2 separate regions of the Homo sapiens genome follow, and region 1 is linked to region 2. Evidence: chromatin loops called from intact Hi-C (ENCODE). Cell type or tissue: endothelial cell of umbilical vein. All regions are shown on one strand. Links, peaks and the distances in the headings refer to the core of each region. The heading gives the core; the rest is flanking DNA. Region 1 overlaps CHD9 (chromodomain helicase DNA binding protein 9). Region 2 overlaps CHD9 (chromodomain helicase DNA binding protein 9).

Region 1 (5,381 bases), core at 207-5,206, 88 kb before region 2:
TACAACCATCACCACTATCCATCTCCAGAACTCTTTTTCATCTTCCCAAGCTGAAACTCTGTCCCCATTAAACAACTCCCCTTCCCCCTTAACCCCATCCCTGGCAACCACCATTTTACTTTCTGTCTTTGTGAGTTTGACTACTCTGGGTACCTCATCTAGGTAGAATTACACAGTATTTATCCTTTAGTGACTGGCTTATTTCACTAAGCCTAATGTCTTCAAGGTTCATATTCCATTTTAATAGACTGTGGTATGTATCTGCCACAGTGTGTTTATCCATTCATCTGTTGGTGGACACTTGGGTTACTTCCACTTTTTGGCTATTGTGAATAACACTGCTATGAACATGGGTGTATAGATATCTGTTTATGTTCCTACTTGCAATTCTGTTGAATATATACCTATAATGGAATTGCTGGATCTTATGGTAATTCTGTGTGCCATTTTTCAAGGAATCATCATATCATTTTCAACAGCTGCTGTACCATTTTACATCCCACCAACAATGCACCAAGGTTTCCATTTCTCCACATCCTTGTCAACGTTTGTTATTTTCTGTTTGTTTGTGTGTGGTTTTTTTTGATCATAGGTGTCCTATCCTGGTGTGAAGTGGTATCTCATTGTGGTTTTGATTTTCAGTTTTCTAATGATTAGTGATGTTGAGCATCTTTTCATGCGCTTACTGGCCATTTGTATATCTTCCTTGGAAAAATATCTATTCAAGGTATTTGCTGATTTTTAAAATCAGGCTGGGTTGTTTGTTTCTTTGTTGTTGAGTTGTGGGGTTCTTTATCTATTTTGGGTATCAGTCCCTTACCAGATAACAATTCCAAGTATTTTCTCTGTGGATTGCCTTTTTAGTCTGTTAATTATGTCCTTTGAATGCACAGAAGTTTTTAATTTTAATGTTTAATTTATGTATTTTTTTCTTTTGTGCTTTTGGTGTTGTATTCAAGAAATCATTGCCAAATCAATGTCATAAAGTTTTCCCTCTATATTTTCTTCTAAGAGTGTTATGGTTTTAGCTCTTATATTTTAAGTTTTTGATCCATTTTGAGTTACTTTTTGTATGTCATGTAAGGTTAAGGATACAACTTCATTTTTTTGCACGAGTAGCATGTCTTTCTTTCTTTCTTTCTTTCCTTCCTTCCTTCCTTCCTTCCTTCCTTCCTTCCTTCCTTCCTCTCTCTCTCTCTCTCTCTCTTTCTTTCTGTCTTTCTTTTTTTTGGAGTCTTGCTCTGTCACCCAGGCTGGAGTGTAATGGCGTGATCTTGGCTCACTGCAACCTCTGCCTCCCGGGTTCATGTGATTCTCTTGCCTCAGCTTCCTGAATAGCTGGACTACAGACATGCACCACCATGCCCAGCTAATTTTTGTAGTTTTAGTAGAAACAAGATTTCACCATGTTGGCCAGGCTGGTCTCAAACTCCTGACCTCAAGTGATCCGCCTGTCTTGGCCTCCCAAAGTGCTGGGATAACAGGCATGAGCCACCGCACCTGGCCATATGTCTTTCTTTATGCAAATACTACATTGCTTTGATTACTGTAGCTTTGTAGTAAGTTTTGAAATCAGGATGTGTGAGTCCTCCAGATTTGTTCTTTTTCATGATTATTTTGGCTATTTGGGGTCCCTTGGGATTGCTTATGAATTTTAGGGTGGATTTTTCTATTTCTGCAAAAAGTCATTGAGATTTTGATAGCAATTACATTGACTCTGTAGATCACTTTGGGTAGCACTGACATCTCAATATTATGTCTTCCAAGTCATCATGGGATGTCTTTCCATTTACTTATATCTTCTTTAACTTCTTTCACCAGTGTTTTGTAGTTTTTGGTGTAGAAGACGTTCACCTCCTTGATTAAATTTATTCCTAAGTATTATGTTCTTTTCAATACTCACATTCATTTTTGAGGCTCTTGATATATTTAAAAATGAAGAAATGCAAAACAGGATACTAATATGGTAGTCATTTTGAACTGTTTGGTCCCTTCAGTGTGTCTCAGAGATGGTGTTATATAGACAATGACAGTGTTATATAGAGTCAAAAGCCTAGGTTTAAGTCATTTCAAAAATGTGAGCCCCTACCCATTCACCCCACTGTGATTGTAAGAAAGGGTTTGCGAGTTCCTCTTCCTGGGGTAGGAATGGGAATAGTAAAATATTCCCTCAGGTGAGCCCTCCTGGGGGCCAGCAAAGACTTGTCATCACTATAGGCATAATCAATACATCTTCCCAGAAAGTGATTCTGAGAACATTCAGGTGCCTTTAAAGCCTCAGGCTAGAAGACCCCAGAGCCCCAGCATCATGGAGACTGAAGCAGAAACAGTCACTCAGAGCTGCAGAAGAAAGAGAGCCATCAGCTCGCCCACCCCTCGGTCCTGCTCACCCTGCGGGGATTTTGTTGTCTGTCTTTCTGGCCCACCTCGGTTTCAGTTTGAAGAACTGTGCTGAGGACAAAGGTGAGGGAACACAGTGTGATGGCCAGCCCTACTCAGGCATTTCCCCATACCCCAGAAAGCATTTCAACGGCAGGCCTTTCCTCTTCTGTCACTCAACGGTTTGGGGGCTTTCTTACCCTCAGGACAGCTGGTGAAACTGTGTTCTTTTTCAGGCATTGAGTTTATTGTGCATCTTGTTTTTCTGGCCTCTGGGGATACATGTGCAACACAGACACACATGCATGCACACCCACCTCTGTATCCAAATGTCTGCAGAATTCATAGGCGCCAGTGTCTAGAGACAGACTCTGTCTCCTTTTCTTTCTTCTTTCTACCTCCTACTCTCCCTGCTGAAGTCTGTTGTTGTCTTATCCCCAGCCGGAAGCCCCCCTCTGTCACAGGGCCAACTTCCCGGCCACTTGTTCCCCTCCAGCTGCTGCTCCTGCAGGCCCAGCCAACTCCTATTTCCATAGCAACCAAAACTCATTTTTCCATTTCTGCCTTTCTACTTTGGAAGGAAAGCCATAAGTCTTTTTTTTTTTTTATAATTGGGATCCCTGCAATATTTTTTTCCAATTTAAAAAATACATGTAAAATTTATCACCATAACTTTTTTTTTTTTTTTTTTGAGGCAGGGTCTTGCTCTGTTGCTCAGGCTAGAGTACAGTGGTGTAATCATATAGCTCACTGTAGCCTCTAACTCCTGGGCTCAAGCGACCCCCAACCCCACCTCACCCCACCCCACCATGCCTGGCTAACTTTTTAATTTTTTGTAGAGACAGGGTCTCAATATGTTGCCTGGTCTCGAACTCCTGGGTTCAAGCAATCCTCTTGCCTCAGCTTCCCAAAATGCTGGGATTATAGGTATGAGCCACTATGCCCAGCCTATAACTTTTTATTTTTTTATTTTTTTTATTTTTTTTTGAGACAGAGTCTAGCTCTTTGCCCAGGCTACAGTGCAGTGGCACAATCTTGGCTCACTGCAAACTCCACCTCCCGGGTTCAAGCAATTCTCCTGCCTCAGCCTCCTGAGTAGCTGGGACTACAGGCGCCTGCCACCACGCCCAGCTAATTTTTGTATTTTTAGTAGAGACGTGGTTTCACCATGTTAGCCAGGCTGGTATTGAACTCCTTACCTCAGGTGATCCACCCGCCTCGGTCTCCCAAAGTGCTGAGATTATAGGCTTCAGCCACCACGCCCGGCCATCCCTATAACCATTTTCATATCTATGGTTCTGTGATATTAAATATATTCATAGTGATGTGTAACCATCACCACTATCCATCTCTAGAATTCCTTTCATCTTGTAAAACTAAAACTCTGTACCCGTTAAACACTAACTTTCTATTTTCGCCTCCCCGTAGCCCTGGCAACAGCCAATCTGCTGTGTGTCTCTATGAATTTGACTACTCTGAGTGCCTCATACCAGTGGAATCAGATAGTATTTGTTTTTGGTGACTGGCTAATTTTACTTAGCGTGATGACCTCAAGGTTCATCCGTGTCGTAGCCTATGTCAGCATTTCCTTCCTTTTAAGGCTGAATACTATTCCACTGTATATGTTTATGTACCACAGTCTTATCCATTTGTCTGTTGATGTTCACTTGGATTGCTTCTACCTCTTGACTGTTGTGAATGATGCTGCTATGAATGTGAATGTACAAATATCTCTTTGAGACTCTGTTTTCAATATTTTTGAATATATATCCAGAAGTGGAACTGCTAGATCATATGGTAATATGGTTTGGCTCTGTGTCCCCACCCAAATCTCATCTTGAACTGTATTCCCATAATTCCCACCTGTGGTGGGAGCGGCCCAGTTGGAGATAATTTGAATCATGGGATGGTTTCCTCAGTACTGTTCTCGTGGTAGTGAATAAGTCTCATGAGATCTGATGGGTTTATCAGGGGTTTTTGCTTTTGCATCTTTCTCATTTTCTCTAACTGCTGCCATGTAAGAAGTGCCTTTTGCCTCCCACCATAATTCTGAGGCCTCCTCAGCCATGTGGAACAATTAAACCTCCTTTTCTTCCTAGTCTCATGTATGTCTTTATCAGCAGTGTAAAAACAGACTAATACAGTAAATTGGTACCAGTAGAGTGGGGCGCTGCTGAAAAGATACCCAAAAATGTGGAAGCGACTTTGGAACTGGGTAATAGGCAGAGATTGGAACAGTTTGGAGGGCTCAGAAGAAGACACGAAAATGTGGGAAAGTTTGGAACTTCCTAGAGACTTGTTGAATGGCTTTGACAAAATACTGATAATGATATGGACAATGAAATCGAGGCTGAGGTGGTCTCAGATAGAGTTAAGGAACTTGTTGGGAACTGGAGCAAAGGTGACTCTTCTTTATGTTTTAGCAAAGAGACTGGTGGCATTTTGCCCTTGCCCTAGAGATTTGTGGAACTTTGAAATTGAGAGAGATGATTTAGGGTATCTGGTGGAAGATATTTCTAAGCAGCAAAGCATTCAAGAGTTGACTTGGGTGCTGTTAAAGGCATTCAGTTTTAAAAGGGAAGCAGAGCATAAAAGTTCAGAAAATTTGCAGCCTGACAATGCAATAGAAAAGCAAATCCCATTTTCTGAGGAGACATTCAAGCAGGCTGCAAAAATTTGCATAAGTAATGAGGAGCTGAATGTTAATCCCCAGGACAATGGAGAAAATGTCTCCAGGAAATGGCAGAGACCTTTGCGGCAGCCTCTCCCATCACAGGCCCAGAGGTTGAGGAGGAAAAAATGGTTTTGTGGATAGGCCCCAGGGTCCCCATGCTGTGTGCAGTCTAGGGACTTGGTGCCCTGCATCCCAGCCACTCCAGCCGTGGGTGAAAGGGGTCAATGTAGAGCTTGGGCCATGGCTTCGGAGGGTGCAAGCACCAAGCCTTGGCAGCTTCCATGTGGTGTTGAGCCTGTGGCTGCACAGAAGTCAAGAACTGGGGTTT
Region 2 (5,381 bases), core at 247-5,246:
ATGAATACCTTTGAGAGAAAGTTATTTTATCAAAAACAACTTAATAATCATAATTAAAAGGGAAAAACCAGACTGGGAAAATTTTATTGCAAATACAATTAACATTGAGTTAATATTCCTATAAAAAGCTTTATAAATTAGCAAACTTTTAAGACCTCAGTTGATAACTAGATAAAACATATAAGCTGAAATTCACAAAAAGGAAATTAAATTAGTAAACAAAACCAGAATAATATGCAGCTTTAATAATAAAAAATAAATTTAGAATGGTTTTATTTTTACCTATTAGAAAAACATGTTAAATGTTAATGCTTAATGCTGACAAATTTATGGTGAAATTGGTACCTACATGGCTTTGTTAATTAATGCAAATATTTTGAAAAGCAATTTGGTACTAGATTAAAGAATATAAAAATTCTCCATTTTAATAACCCAGACATAGCAGAAGTATATACCCAAAGATATTTGTCTTAATATACTTACAAGGGACAGCTGAAAAAAGCATAGCTCATTATTGTAATCACGATAGACCATAGGCACTAAAAAGATTTTGAACACTAACATTGAGAATATGTTAATGATGGAGAAAAGAGCGTAATTCAAAATTAAGATCACAGTGAAGTAAGGTTAAGAGTGTGGCCTTTGATACCAGACTACCTGGTTTAGAATTGTGGGTCCTGTTACTTAGTAGTTGGGTGACTTTGACTTAGATAATTTCCGTGCGTCTCTTTTTCCTCATCTTTAAAATGTGAAATAATAAAGGATTAATAGATTTATAACATGTAAACATGCTTAGACTATGCCTAGCATATAGTTAGAAATTAATACTTTTTTTTGTTTTTTTTTAATTTTTCTTTTGAGACAGGGTCTCACTCTGTCACCCAGTTTGAAGTGCAGTGGCACCATCAGGGCTCACTGCAGCCTCAACCTCCCTGGGCTCAGGTGATCCTCCTGCCTCAGCCTCCTGGGTAGCTGGGACTATAGGCATGTGCCACCATGCCTGGCTTTTTTTGTATTTTTTGTAAAGATGTGATCTTGCCATGTTGCCTGGGCTAATCTTGAGCTCCTGTACTCAACCAGTCCACTCTCCTCGGCCTCCCAAAGTGCTGGGATTATAGACGTGAGACACTCTGCCCAGTCTTAAGTGTTTTTATTAATTATACTTTTTTTCATAGTAGTATGAAAATATGTATATGGGCCAGTTATGTTAGCTTATGCCTGTAATCCCAGCACTTTGGGAGATTGAGGTGAGAGGATTGCTTGAGACCAGGAATTCCAGACCAGCCTGGACCATGTAACGATACTCTGTCTCTACAATAAATACATTTTTAAAAAATTAGCCAGGTATGATGGTGCACTCCTGTAGTCCCAGCTACTCAAGAGGCTGAGGTGAGCAGATAGCTCAAACCCAGGAGTTCCAGGCTGAGGTAAGCCATGATCACACCACTGCCAGTCTAGGCATTAGAATCAGACCCTCTGAGAAAAAAAGAAAATTTGTATATGAAAAAAATACCAGAAGAAAATAGGTTTAAGTAGTGCAGTTTTTCCCTTACTTTCTACAATTTTGTCGTGAACATATTACTTTTATAATAAAAAATTAATGTAATATTTTATGTTTTTAAAAATTCTCTTGTTAAATTAAGGATTCATAAAATGCTTCAATACCTTGGTTACCTGTGAGATTCTGTGGACAATGAAATATACCAAAGTTCTTGAAATTAAATATTTAGGGATCCATTTTTCATTTTAAAGCCTTGAAGTATTTGAAAAAGAAAAAATCTTTGTCTTTCCCATTGGATTGACTATAGTTCTATTTCTTTTTTCCTTTTTTGAGAAGGAGTCTCACTCTGTCTCCCAGGCTAGAGTGCACTGACACAATTTCCACTCACTGCAACCTCTGCCTCCCAGGTTCAAGTGATTCTCCTCCCTCAGCCTCCTGAGTAGCTGGGATTATAGGTGTGTGCCACTATGCCCAGCTAATTTTTGTATTTTCAGTAGAGACGGGGTTTCAGCATGTTGGCCAGGCTGATCTCTGGTCTTGAACTCCTGACCTCAGGTGATCCACCGGCCTTGACCTCCCAAAGTACTGGCATTACAGGCGTGAGCCACCATGCCCGGCCACTTTAGTTCTATTTCAGAACGATATTTCAGCATATTTTTTGAAATGTCTAGGGAGATGTAGAAACATTTAAAAGACACTTATAAACCCTCCATGTCCCCCTCTTTTTATGACATGAGTTGAGTATTGTGATTTTGCTCCCCCTACTGGAGGAAGATCAAGCATCTCAGAAGGACCCTGGGAAAACTCTCCACTGATTGAACTTAGGTGCATCTATCTACTTTGTATGTAGGTTTCTGACTAGTTTGACCAATCATTTTTGTCCAGTGTATACTTGAAATTATGAGAGCTTATTGATTTATTTTTAAACATTTTATTCTCCTAAGACTTTATCATTTTGATTCATGTCTTTTTGTTGCTTTTGTTTTGTTTTTTAATTAATGCATTTCTAAACATGTTTCCCGGGCTTTAAAAAGTAGTAAGGACTCCTTTTTATAGATTTGGAATGAATGGAGGATAATTATAAATAACTAAAGCAGTCTCTAATGCTAGCATGTAGATAGAGAGCACTCCATCTGAGAGAAGTTATTTTCAGACCTACCTTAAATCATCTTATTCTACACTGATAAATACGGTTTTAAGTCACTCACTTTTTTGTTTCAGTTTTTTTTTTCTTGTTTTGTTAACTTGTTCTTTTTTCACATGTCCAAAAACTGATAAAGGGCAGTTTGTTTGGAATTCTTTTTTGACTTACTGAAAGTCTATTCTCGGCCAGGCGCAGTGGCTCACGCCTGTAATCCCAGAACTTTGGGAGGCCGCGGTGGGTGGATCACCTGAGGTCAGGAGTTCAAGACCCGCCTGGCCAACATGGTGAAACCCCGTCTCTACTAAAAATACAAAAATTAGCTGGGCGTGGTGGCCCATGCCTGTAATCCCAGCTACTTGGGAAGCTGAGGCAGGAGAATCGCTTGAACCCGGGAGGCTGAGGTTGTGATGAGCCAAGATCACACCATTGCATTCCAGCCTGGGCAACAGAGCAAGACTCTGTCTCAAAACAAAAAAAGAAAAGAAAGTCTGTTCTCGACCAGGTGCCATGGTTTATGCCTGTAATCCCAACACTTTGAGAGGTTGAGACAAGAGGATGAGTTGAGCCTGAGAGTTTGAGGCTGCAGTGAGCTGTGATTGTGTTGCTCCACTTACCAGCCTGGGTAATAGTGAGACCCTGTCTCAAAAAAAGGAAAAGAAAAAAGAAAAAAACACTCTGTTCTCAAGTTTCCTATTACTTCTTAGTTTAAACAGTGATATTTGGGATTCGTTGATTGTGAGAGTGAAAAAGAGAGATGGATTGGTAGAGAGGATTATTATGATTATTGTATGTTGCATATCAGTTTTATATGTACTGAATTATAGGTCACACATCTTAAATATATGAAATGCAAATGATTTAATATGTGGAATTCATGACAAATTTTGACAGAGCATAGACTTTTTTACCTATATAATTTTTGCATGTTCTGTATAGTTATGGTACTACATAGCTGAAATGTTATATTAATAAGGAGTTCTTATATTATTATGATGCTTCCACAGGTTCTATGGAAAGAAATTTTTTTCTGGGTTCTTTGTTGGGCTTCTTTAACTCTCTTAATTGTAGTAATTTCATTTTAGACTAAATTAACATCACTACATGTGTATAAAAGTTAACAGATTTAAACATAATGAAGTGGCATAATTTTTTAGTTTATGAAAAATAATTTTGAGGTATGTTTTGTTAGAGCCAAAACAAGACATTCTTTAACCTACTGTTTAAAAAACCATGGATGACAATCTATTTAGAATTCTAGAACGCTTTAGTGAGAATGTTGAATATTTAAAGAATATTTCTAAGCCTTGCTTTTTTCTTTCTTTTTTGTTTTTGAGATGGTCTCACTCTGTCACCCTGGTTGGAGTGCAGTGGTAGATCTCAGCTTACTGCAACCTCTGCCTCCTGGGCTTAAGCGATCCTCCCGCCTCAGCTTCCCAAGCAGCTTGGCACCACAGGCATGCACCACCATGCCCCACTAATTTTTGTATTTTTTTGTAGAGATGGGGTTTTGCCATGTTGGCCAGCCTGGTCTCGAACTCCTGAGCTCAAGTGATCCACCTCAGCCTCCCAAAATGCTGGGATTACAGGTGTGAGCCACTGTGCCTGACCCAGCCTTGCTTTTTTAAATTTCCCAACTATAGTGGGGTGATTGTAGATATCACTTCAAATATCTCAGCGTACGCTAAACTATGTGTCAATTGTTAACAACAGTGAATATTGCTGATTTGACTCTAGAATTTTACTGCTTAGAAAAGAGAGAGGAGCCAGGACACAGTGGGAAGAGAGGCCAGAGGGAGATGAAGAATAGTAGGGTTGTTGGGAGGAGGAAGAAAAAAGAAAAAAAGTGAGAAGCTATAGCAAGTGTTTCCAAATGTAAGTATGTACAAGACTAACATAGGGAAAATACTAGCTTATTTATCATCTCTAATTTTTGGAGCAAAGGAATTTTGAGAGAATAATACTCTGAACTTTTTATTGCTCTCATAACAAATATTTTCTGCTGTCTTTATAGCAGAATCTTTAGTTTTTGTCTTATTCGTGAAGTGGAAATAACATGTGGAGCACTGTGTGATCTCTCAATGTTTGTAAATTAAGTTTAGTGTAAAAATTCTGTGTAAGTGAAACATGTTATGAGGGATGGCAGAACTGGCATTCGAAACAGGAAATAGAATTTTAAGATATACTCATACATAATGTTTTATTGCCTTTTGTATTTTGATAGATTTTGTAGTTTATTACCTTGAATTATTATTTCTTTTCCTGAAGATAGAGAAATTTACATTACTTATAAACTTAAAAAAAACTTGTAAAAGAAAGATAGGTTTGAGCAGCACATATAAGCCTTTTTTTTTTTTTTTTGGTGGGGGACAGGGTCTTTGTCACTCAGACTGGAGTGCAGTGGGGCGTGATCATGGCTCATTGCAGCCTCCATCTCCTGGACTCAAGCAGTTCTCCTGCCTGAGCCTCCCCTGTAGTGAGCCACCAAGCCTGGCTAACTTTTTTTATTTTTTGTGGAGACAAGGTCTCACTTTGTTGCCCAGGCTGGACTCAAACTTCTGGCCTCCAGCAATCCTCCCACCTCAGCCTACCAAGGTGCCTGACAAATTTAATAAATGGTTGTTATAAAAAAATGGGTATCAAAAATAATGTGAAGAATAAGTCGTTTGTAATATTATTACCAAAAGATAATCACTGTTGCTGTTGTGTTATGTAAGATTCCAGTGAGATCTCTTGTTT

Evidence for each region. Peaks named below come from ENCODE experiments on the same cell type or tissue, not always from the same donor. Only the 100,000 strongest peaks of a DNase experiment are listed, where the experiment ranks them.
Region 1: a loop joins it to region 2, with 3 times the contacts of the local background. A loop is called at or near these places in 1 of 110 quality-filtered maps.

Annotation. Positions count from the first base shown.
Region 1 is chr16:53,069,348-53,074,728 of GRCh38, forward strand. All of the region lies in intron 1 of CHD9 (chromodomain helicase DNA binding protein 9), which reads left to right. Among named protein-coding and RNA genes, the nearest start is that of CHD9, 17 kb to the left of the region's middle. RefSeq lists an enhancer at 2,755-2,914. In endothelial cell of umbilical vein, for the core only: no CTCF peak of the experiment used is centred there; a DNase peak (open chromatin) is centred at 2,874; H3K27ac peaks cover 439 bases.
Region 2 is chr16:53,157,797-53,163,177 of GRCh38, forward strand. The region is part of intron 2 of CHD9 (chromodomain helicase DNA binding protein 9); the gene reads left to right. Among named protein-coding and RNA genes, the nearest start is that of CHD9, 110 kb to the left of the region's middle. In endothelial cell of umbilical vein, for the core only: a CTCF peak has its summit at 2,255 (motif pointing left); a DNase peak (open chromatin) is centred at 2,265.